Linked DNA regions of Homo sapiens: region 1 is linked to region 2. Evidence: read pairs that join two places in POLR2A ChIA-PET (ENCODE). Cell type or tissue: PC-9. All regions are shown on one strand. Each heading gives the region's core, and the rest is flanking DNA. Links, peaks and the distances in the headings are about the cores only.

Evidence for each region. Peaks named below come from ENCODE experiments on the same cell type or tissue, not always from the same donor. Only the 100,000 strongest peaks of a DNase experiment are listed, where the experiment ranks them.
Region 1: POLR2A ChIA-PET joins it to region 2 with 7 read pairs; 2 of 35 experiments call an interaction of 5 or more read pairs at or near these places.

The regions. Positions count from the first base shown.
Region 1 is chr13:93,416,696-93,422,090 of GRCh38, forward strand. The region is part of intron 1 of GPC6 (glypican 6); the gene reads left to right. Among named protein-coding and RNA genes, the nearest start is that of GPC6, 190 kb to the left of the region's middle. In PC-9, for the core only: no CTCF peak of the experiment used is centred there; no DNase peak of the experiment used is centred there.
Region 2 is chr13:93,473,164-93,478,558 of GRCh38, forward strand. All of the region lies in intron 1 of GPC6 (glypican 6), which reads left to right. Among named protein-coding and RNA genes, the nearest start is that of GPC6, 250 kb to the left of the region's middle. RefSeq lists an enhancer at 517-1,103. In PC-9, for the core only: no CTCF peak of the experiment used is centred there; a DNase peak (open chromatin) is centred at 3,228.

The DNA of each region.
Region 1 (5,395 bases), core at 156-5,155, 57 kb before region 2:
CCCTCCACTACCCTTCCCAGCCTCTGGTAACCATCCTTCTACTCTCTGTGTCCACTGAATTCTCATTTGATTCTGACAATAACTTGGTGAAGGACACAGGGCAACCCCCCTGTTATTATAGAAAAAAACACTGAGGCTCCGAGGAGTTAAGTGATGTCCAGAGGCTTGACAGCTAATAAACAGCAGAGTCTGGCCTAGCATCCAAGTCTTCTGACTTCAAGTCTAGTGCTTCTTTCCTGTATTCCTTGATCATTGAATCACTTGACCTGGAAATATGTGCTTTCACCTTTGTCAGAAAAATAAAGCCACTGGGATTTGAATCCTGGTGAGAAGCAATAATGTGAAGCTTCCAAATTCCATTGCTCTGTTTTTATTGTGTCTGTCTTATTTTAGAAACATATGTTTTAGGATGTACTGTGTAAATGCCAGTTTCAATTTTACAATGGAAAGTGAAAAACAGTGGCATGAGAAAATGTATATTTCACTTATATGTATGGCTTTCCCAAGGACATGTTTCACTTTCAGTGGATTTCACAGTTTTTTTGTTATTTTATTTTATTTTTTTAGTGACATAGCCTTGGAGTAATGTTAAGTTACTCATAAAGAAGGGATTTTAATGAATATCTGTGGAAGATACTCTTATTTATTGCTGGTGCCTTTCTTTCACTAACTAAATGTTATAGCCAGTCTCTGGAGCACATCATGATACTGAACCAGTTTTTCATCACCAGTTTCCATTCTCTTTTGAGCTCCCACACCCAGAAACCATCATGCAGAGGATCAATGGCCTTGTAGTGTAATCTGTTCTTTTTCTGTGAGTTACTGTTCCAGTCTGGTTCCTCCTGTGCTGAATTACTTCTTTCATGAAATAACCAAAATGAGGTGGGGGAGAGGATTGGGCAGGATCTCAGTATTTTTTGAAATGTTTTGAAGAGTAATTGAAAATTTAAACAAAATCAAAGAGAGAAAGCGTGGCCAAGCTGTGTGTGAGTTATTTTGAATTTACAAAACTGTTGTACACATGTTTTTAAATATATATCCAGTTAAGAAATAGTGCCTGCAAGAACAGATTAGAACTGGGATGTAAATGAAAAATCTATATATGGATAAAAATCTTCTATATTATGAGGATATACTTGGTTTTGGACAAAAAAATAAAAAATAAAAAATAAACCTTTCCTTCAGAAATCTCTCAGAAGGGAACAATTTCTCTGGGGACCATTCATTTCATTTGTCAACGATTCACTTCTACCTGCTGAATTACAGAGTCCTGATTAGCTTTCATACTTTATAAGAATCGATACTTTACTTGTCAAACATGATTCAACATTTGTCAATTGTACTTGGAAATACAAACAATTCAAAATATGTCTCAATCTCAGAGGATGTCCAACTTCTATTATTTTAATTTTTAATTTTAGTATTTAAAATTTTTTTTAACTTTTAATTTTTGTGTGTGCATAGTATTAAGTGTATATATTTGTAGAGTACATGAGATACTTCGATATAGGCATATAATGCATAATAATCACATCATGATAAATGGAATAAATAACCCCTCAAGCATTTATCCTTTGTGTTACAAACAATCCAATTATATACTTTTAGTTATTTTAAAATATACAATTAATTATCATTAACTATACCCTATTTTTATTAATAATGCTATACCATAGTATTATTTTATTAATAACACTATACCGTAGTATTATTTTATTAATAGCACTATACCATAGTATTACTTTATTAATAGCACTATACTGTAGTATTACTTTATTAATAGCAGTATGCTGTAGTGTTATTTTATTAATAGCACTATACCATAGTATTATTTTATTAATAGCACTGTACTGTAGTATTATTTTATTAATAGCACTATACCATAGTATCATTTTATTAATAGCACTATACCGTAGTATCATTTTATTAATAGCGCTATACCGTAGTATCATTTTATTAATAGCGCTATACCGTAGTATTTTATTAATAGTGCTATACCGTAGTGTCATTTTGTTAATAGCACTATACCGTAGTGTCATTTTATTAATGGCACTATACCGTAGCATCACTTTATTAATGGCACTATACCATAGCATCACTTTATTAATGGCACTATACCATAGCATCACTTTATTAATGGCACTATACCGTAGCATCACTTTATTAATGGCACTATACCATAGTATTATTTTATTAATGGCACGATACCATAGTATTATTTTATTAATAGCACTATACCATAGTATTATTTTATTAATAGCACTATACTGTAGTATCATTTTATTAATAGCACTATACCATAGTATCATTTTATTAATAGCACTATGCCATAGTATTATTTTATTAATAACATTATCAGATTTCCTAAAATATGTATAGCTTTTCATACCTAAATTTCTACATTATGGTATTAAAAGCTATACATATTTTAGGAAATCTGATCATAAAATGCATGTAGAAAGGTCTGTGAGGAAACATTTAATACTGGTACTTATATTCAGGTCAACATCTGGGTAAAAATGGGACTATAAGAATAATATACATATATTCTCTTTGTGATTAGTTGAAAGCTAGATCACCAAATTTAAAAGGATGGATTCACTTGTAAATAACTTTGAGTGTGTGTCTTTGAGCTTTTTATGGCTCAGTTCTCTATGTAAAGGTATTTGAAAAATGTTAGCATCTCCTTATATCGGTAATGTTTGTAGCAATTAAAATACTATGTTAATGCAGAGTAACATAGAAAGGTTGCTTGCATTTCAACCTTTGTAGTTTGGAAACCATTTAGAAATGTATTTCCTTATCCACTTTGCTATTATGGAGCTAAGTGCTTGGAATATTATTTGAAGTGAGATTTCTATGAAATAAAATGAAACACAACGGAAATGTGTATTTTTATATTTGCCTTTCAACCGATAATACAGCATCTCCATGCGGATTGAATCCAAGCCTGTAACACAGTGAAGCCTCCTATTAGCAACAGTTCTGTGAGGCTCTTTGCTGAGGGTCTGCCTGTGTGCCATTCCTTCATGACAGCCATCCTCCTTTGATGACAATGTTCCTTTTATTGTGTTTATGAACTTGTTAAGAATTGTAGGAACCATGTTTGGAGATGACACTGTTTCTACATTAAACGTTTGAACTTTAAATATAAATACAAGCAGAATTGAAGCTATGAAATTGGTCTGCCCTACTGTGTCTATTATATTGGGAGGGAAAGAGAATTGTAGAAGTAGGAGGTTGTAAGAAGGAAAGATTAATTGTTTAATTACAGCTGAATAGGAGAATAAAGGTAACAGGCTCATTGCATAATATCTAATAATATCCAACCCCAACACACACACACGATAGAACAACATTGTTTTTGCCCAAAATTACTATTTTACAGAAAAGATTTATAATTACAGAGCTAAAAAGTAACATTCTGGAAAGATTAATATGCATATAGCACCAACAATGTTGTCAAACTTAAACTGAGTTTTCACCGTCCTGATAAATTGATAGAAGCTGTTCTTATCCACCCTAATCAAAGTTACTTTTTCTGTTTCTTTATAAATATATGTATTCAAATGAAAATCATAGTCCTAGTTTGCTCTCTGATCCCAGTTTAATGAAGGTAGTCAGGAAAGGTCTTTTGAGGAGGTGCTATTTGAACTGAGTCCTGATGGGACTACCGTGGGAAGGAGGTGTCCATGCTGAGTTGGAGAATGGCTTTCAAAGCAGAAGGAATGGAAAATGCAAAAGCCCTCAGAGGGAGTGAGCTTGCTATGGGGATGGGTGAGAGAGGTTAAAAAGAGTGGGAATGAGGTGAGGTTGGAGAATTCTGCAGAAGGCAGATTTTGCTGGACCTTGAAGACTATGATATGGAATTTGGATTTTTAATTACAAGGAGAACCCATGGAATGTTTGAAGAAGGAAAGTGACATCTAATGTTCATTTTAGAAGGATTATCCTTGTTTTTCTGTGTAGAAAGAAACAGAAAACAGGAGAGACCTTTGCAGTCATTTGAGCAAAATATACTGGTTCAGTTATGTATTCATTTGTCCAGTCAACAAAAATTCACTGGAGTCCCACCATATGCCAAGGAACTGCTGTAAGTCCTGGGGATACCATGGTTATTAAGGTAAGGATCTTACTCTCATGGAGTTTTGACTAGTAGGAGGTTCAGTAGTGTTAAGTCCCATGAAGACAATACAGGTAATTCAATGGAATGGGAGTATCTAATTACATTGAGTGTCAGGGTCATGGTGGATCCTGAATGACTACAGGAAGCCAAGCATGAGAAAATCTCCAGAAAGAACTTCAACCCAAGGGAAGCACGAGTGCAAAGGGCCTAAGATGAGAGCACGCCAGGCATAAAACAACAACATTGTGTCTGGAGGATTGAGTGACGGCGGCGTGGGCGGGGGAAGTATCTGGCAACTAGAGGGAATCAGCTGCAGCCTCATTAGCTGGGTGAAGTGACTTTCTGTGAGACTGTTGGGCAAATGGGCATGGAGAGAGAGAAAGAGATAAAGATTGAAGAGGAGTTTATGGTGCTGTGTCAACTATTAATGTTTCCTTGGGACTAGCACAGGATGTATCCACCTGGTTAGGAGCCCCACACTCCTCAGGCCGTCATGTATAAAGCAGTTGGCTCATGAACTTCATTTTTGTCAAATTCCTGTTATCTTATTTAAATGGTAGTACTGGCTTTTAGCATTATTGTTATTTTGTTTTAAAAAAAACATTCTTAATGATAATTGTCAGGAATTGATTTTCTGCTCACTACTTTACTAAATTCTAAAATGACTATTGCTTAGAGGCAGATAAAATATCTTGTTCTTTAAGAACAACGTCGAGCTATATACATTGGGAATATCCCTCACACTGTTTAAAACCATATTGCTTTAAGTGGTGTATAATGCAACATTTATTGAACTATTTGAAAGTCCCTAATGTGCAGATTCACGTGAAATTACCCCATGTGTCTAGTTTGCACCACTTAACATCCTTTTAATGGAAGCAGGTGGAAAATGTGAAAAAAAAAATGACTAAAATGGCTGTCTTGCCTATTGTTTGAGCATGTAGTTGTTCTGACCAGAAAGTGAAAATTATTGAAAAGGAAAGTTGTTTTTTATTAGCTTGAAGACCTGTTCCAGAACTGTTATTAAAGTGGATGCTAAGTGGAGTATGTGACATTTGCTTCATATGCACAGTGGATGATTGATTCCCTCAGCCTAACTGATAGAGTATTTTTTCTCCTGACCTTGGTGCAATTACATTATAGTTGCAATTTTCAACATTATATTTTAATAGAATTTTTGAATCTCTTTGTTATTAATAAAGTTAAATATAATCAGAAATGAAAATCTCTGCTGAAATATTCACCTTGATACACTTCCACTTTGGGCTG
Region 2 (5,395 bases), core at 274-5,273:
TCACCAGGGACCTGCCCCCTTTTGTCCAGGAGCCTGTCTGCCTCCTGCTGCCGTCCATGGGCCCAGGCTGCTCTCACCAAGGGGCACCTATAGGTCAGTGTTGAACTGCCCTAAGCCCCTACTTGTTTCCCCCACCCACTCTTTGGTGCCCAAAGTATGGAGCAGGCCAGGGTGCAGGGGGATGATGTGTCAGCACTGCTGGAGCGTGCACACACCTGGCTGGGCTGTGATAGCACCCATGCTTGGCCCCAACCCCACTACAAGATCGGAGCAGGCACTGGGAATGGGGAAAGGCCAGGAAGTGAGAGCAGTCACCACCAAGCCTGTGGGGTCAGGAGGGCCTTCCCAGACCCCTGAGGGTGCAGAATCCAGAGATGCCTGGGACCTGCACATGGGAAGGCAGTGGAGCGCATGCATATGCACTTGGTAGAGCATACAGGCAGCACCAGTTGTGCCTCCTCACAGCCTGATTTGGGGACTTCAGGTCCTCACAGGGCCCCTCTTTGCCCACTCCTCTGTGCCTGACCATGCTGCTCCCCTACTGGCAGATGGCTTGGCCTGGCCCCATCATGGTGTCTCCATGGAATGTGGCACCATCCCAGGCCCAGCTCCACCTCCTCCCTGTGTCCTCCCCACAGCAGCATCAGGCAAGAGTGGCGACACAGGGCCGAATCCCAAGCCATGGATTTTATAGTCTGGGCCTCTGGGTAGGTCCCACCTGGCTATGTGAAGGTGGGGGTGGTGTGGTTGGCTGTGTAGTCGGCTGCCTTGGGTATGTGGGGCAAAGAGACCCACTGCTGCCACTGCTGCTTCTTCAGTTCCCCCTGCTGCCATCACTCACATCTCCCCACTGCAGCCAGCACCATGGCAGCAGCTGCTCCGGATTGCCTGTAGCTGACATCATTATTACATGAGACTCTGTCTTGTTTAAATGCTGTGGAAACTGTTGATATTTATATTTTTAGTGGTCAGTTAAGCTGGCTGAGTTTAGGCCACAACTTTCAACTTGCCTTCTGTAGGTTGTAGTCCTGATGTCAGATAAGTTTTCAAGTCTTCACAGTGTTACTTGGATCTGTTTCTTGTGTGTACCTTCCAGGGTCCAACTTGAGTCCTGGGTGGTAGACTATATATGGATTCACTTCTCAAGGTTTTTAGTGTGCTGAATAGGATCAAGTCTACATTTAGGGAGCTGTAGATGAGCCCAGGTGTTTATAAAAATGTTTGTGGTTACTTTCTCAACATTTTCTCTGCCATTATTCTCTGGAATTTTCCAGTTGTCTGAGCCTTCTTTTTCCCCCAAGCAGAGTGCTGAGACTTTAGTTACCACTGTTTACCATGACCTTCTGTAACTGTGCCAGCACCCAGGGCCAAGTTTTGGGAGGGCAGAGAAAAAACATAGTTGGTCCTACCTTCTGGAACCCCAGTGTGTTGAGTTCAGCCCAGGATATACTGGAGGGAAAAAATTCCAAACTCATTATTGGATTAATGGTATTTTGAATTCTGATCTTCTTCTCTACTCTTCCATATACTGTGTACTTTTCAAAGCCTTCAAATAGCTGGTCCTTGCAGTCTGTCCGGGTTTTGTGGCTGTCTTCAGTGAGAGTCATGTTGGAAGGTGATCACTCCCATCTTACCTGGGGTCGAAACTTTTTTATTCCATTTTTTAAAGTAATTATAATGCTATTGTTCCATCAGTGTGATTTAAATTAATACTTAGTGCCAGGGATGGTGGCTATGCTTATAATTCCAACAACTCAGGTGGCTGAGGCAGAAGGATTGCTGGAGGTCAGAACTTCAACATTGCAAGACCCAGCCTCTAAAAAAATAAAATAATTAGGCAGGTGTGGTGGCATGTGCCTATAATTGCAGCTACTCAGGAGGCTGTGGCCAGACGATTGATTCTAGGATTTCAAGGCTGCACTGAGCTATGATCATGCCACGACACTCCAGTCTGGGTGACAGGGTGAGACCTGAATCCTTAGATAAATAAATAAATACACACACACACACACACACAAACACACACAGCAACCACTATGATGATTGAAACATGTCAGAATGCAAAAGCAAGAACACCTCTATTTAATAACTGTAATATAATTTTGGAGAATTGATGGGAGGCAATTGCTTGCATTTCTTATAGACTATTCCAAATTATTAATGTTAATTACTTAAAATGATTTTATTTTTACACTGTAGAGTTAAAATAACCAACTTTCTTGCTGAATGAAACTGTATGATAGTACCTTAATTTACGTTTCATTTGTGTTTCAATACTCTAGCCTAAAATCAGTACTTTTTCTATTTTCTATAGAAAATAATAAAACTTTCTATATCTGAAACTGTATACAGGTGATGAGCTTTGAGTTGGATGCACAGTAAGATGTTTTGCTTTTAAACCAGATATGCAAAGAGAGGCAACGATCTATGTGGCTTTAGCAAGGGAAAATAACCTGTTGAACTATTTCTTTCACTATATGTTCAAGAGAGTACTTAGGGAGAAAGAGATTAATTCATTTTTAATGCTAGGAAAATACAGTCATTAAAAAGCAGATAATATAAAACGCCAGAAATGCTTTTAACATTACTAGAAGTGCACTTCTTTCTGAAATAGCTTGTTACTTTTGGAGATCTAGATAGGCTGAGGTATTAAATATTAAAATAGAGGGTGCTTTTTAAAATGCAGTGTTTCTTATCAGAAAAAACATTTGAACAAGCATTTCTGTTGTATAATTCATGATATTGCTAATAAGATAGTCTAGGAGAATTATTTGTTACGCTTTTGAGAATGACTGGGATTTTTTTTTTTTATGAGAGAGTATTCCCTGTTCATGTCCTCTTAAATATATATGAGTACTGTTAAACTATATGGGATAGTCACCTGACTGATTTTTTCATATTAGTATGGTCTCCCTATATTTTATGGGAAAATCAATTCAAATAAGAATATTAATGTGAATTTTGCTACCTTCAACAGCATGAGAAGTCAGCAGCACATTTTAAACTATTGATGTAACAGGAAAATAAGTGTTGGAAGGATGTCCCTCTGAACATTTTTATTCAGATTTTCTGCAATAGAAATTAGTATGACTTGCTATTCCTATTTGTGTGTGTGTGCGTGTCTGTGTGTGCGTGCGTGTGTGTGTGTGCATGCGCGCAACTAAATAATATAAACGTAGCCACTGGTCTTCAAAAGAATGCTCCCCTCTTGACTTCTCTCCAGTCTTAGTCATCCATTGGCATGTCAGTAGCTTTTTTTATGGTAGGAACAAGCAATGAAAAGTTGCCCAACTTGTTTCAAATAACAATCCAACTGCGGGGTTCTGCATGCCACCTCAGTTCATCAGTAAACACTATTTACAAAAAATGTATCCATAAGTTTTTGCTACATCGTACTTGAATTATTTTGGTGGATAGAGTTCTTAATACATAATTGTTGATTACTGTAAGTGCTTTTCCAAACTTTCACATTTCTATCACTAAATAGCTAACATGTAAAAAGTAGAAGTAATTTTTCAAGGCATGTTGGTTACTGCCTTTGCTTCAGCATTTTCTGCCCTTAGAACTATTTATCCAATATTAAATGACTTTTTTTTGTAAGATGGCAGACCTTTTATTTTGTTCACACTATTTTATAAATAAAATATTGGGGTGTATAAACATGATTAAAATATGCTATGTACAAATATTAATATGTGACTATGAAACATGATTATTTTCTTGAAGCCTATTCCAATAATTTAGGGAAAATTTTAGAATTTAAACATTTTCCTGTTAACATTATGTTATAATCCACTTAAAAACATTATGTTATAATCCACTTTCTAAATGAGCTGATATCAGTGTTCATTATTTTATAATAGCTATAAGAACCGCATGTAGATATTCTGAGGAAAGTTTTGATGAAAAACACCTCCATTGTTCTCTGACTAGTTATAAATACTGTTGGGGAATGGGTGATGCATTCCCAGTGGTTTCATGTTTAACATTATTTATATTTAAATTTTTTTATTTATGAAAAACAAAAGTGATATTTTAGAGTATCCCAGATTTTAAAATATTTATTTAATTTAGGAAGAAAAAACAGGTTTTTACAAATTCATAGAATTAAAGACAATTTTTGTAAATTCAAATTGTGTAGTTACCTGAATTCTTAAATCATATAAACTGTTTTTTCCATGAATGAGAGAAAGGAAGATCCCTCTTGACTTTATGGATGTTAGAGCTGCCTTCACATGCTAGAGGCATTGCTCTACAATTTTTCTTTTGCAACATTCCTCTGGTTTGGGCTGATAGTAACATTTTTATGATGTTTAAACAAGTTTTCATGCTTCCAAGGAAAACTGAAGAGAATGACTGGATTAGTAAGATCTTGCAGTAGATTAGAGAACTGCCAAAACTCAGTTAATTTAACTATCATTAGCAAACAGTTCACAAATAAATAGTTTATTTTCTTAAAAAAAGGAGGATGTAATCAGAGCCATATTTGAAAATGTGCATATAACTTACAGAATTGAGAGTTGGTACTCTTTTAAGGATAATTCTCATATATTGAGCTAAGAGTGCACAAATCAGTAAAATCTGGCTACATAAAATTATTTTTTCTCCAAAGAAGCTAGTATTTGAGAGTTCCTTTAATTACTGCTTCCTTAACTATTTGTTTCTTATGTGCAGAGTGAGTACAGACTTAACAGCAGGTGTTCATTTTAATATAAGAACAAATGTATGAAGGCTTTTAATCTTAACATAGTACCGTATATGAGCTGCTTATTTAGAGTTATTAATATATAAGATAGTTAATGGTACTTGGATTATCTCTTTGCATTTTTTTTGTCTTATTACATCTGTTTAAATGGAGGCTTTTAGAGTAGCTAGAGCCTGGTCATTGGGCATTTTGGGGACATTTACTATGAGATGGCTATTGGGAAGGTTTAAATCTGGTCAAGAAATGATTTCTCTCTTTAGAAAATTCAGCCTAGAAATCATAGAACAAACTAGAAATGTTAGATGCCCAGGCTCGGTGTTTTAATCTATGAGTTATAACATAGTTCTAGTCTCCAGTGAAAAAAGTCGTCAATAAGACATGGCCCAGGTCTCACAGCCATTTTTTTCTTCAGTTCTTCTCTTTAGGCCAAATAATGCCTAAATGTGCTTGAGAAGTACAGGTTGAATAAATGACTACCTGAAATCCCCATTTACAAATTGGTCTGATACAGAGTAGATTTCTCAGAATGTCTTCACCAGACAGTATAGTTTTTGGTAAACTGTATCTGTGTAAATTGTCACCCTGACATCAACAAGTGGCACCAACACAGGCATAATTTACCAGAAAAAAATTCCTGAAATTATCATGGTTCTATAAGCAAATTCTGGAGGTGAGGTGCAGTTGTTTCAA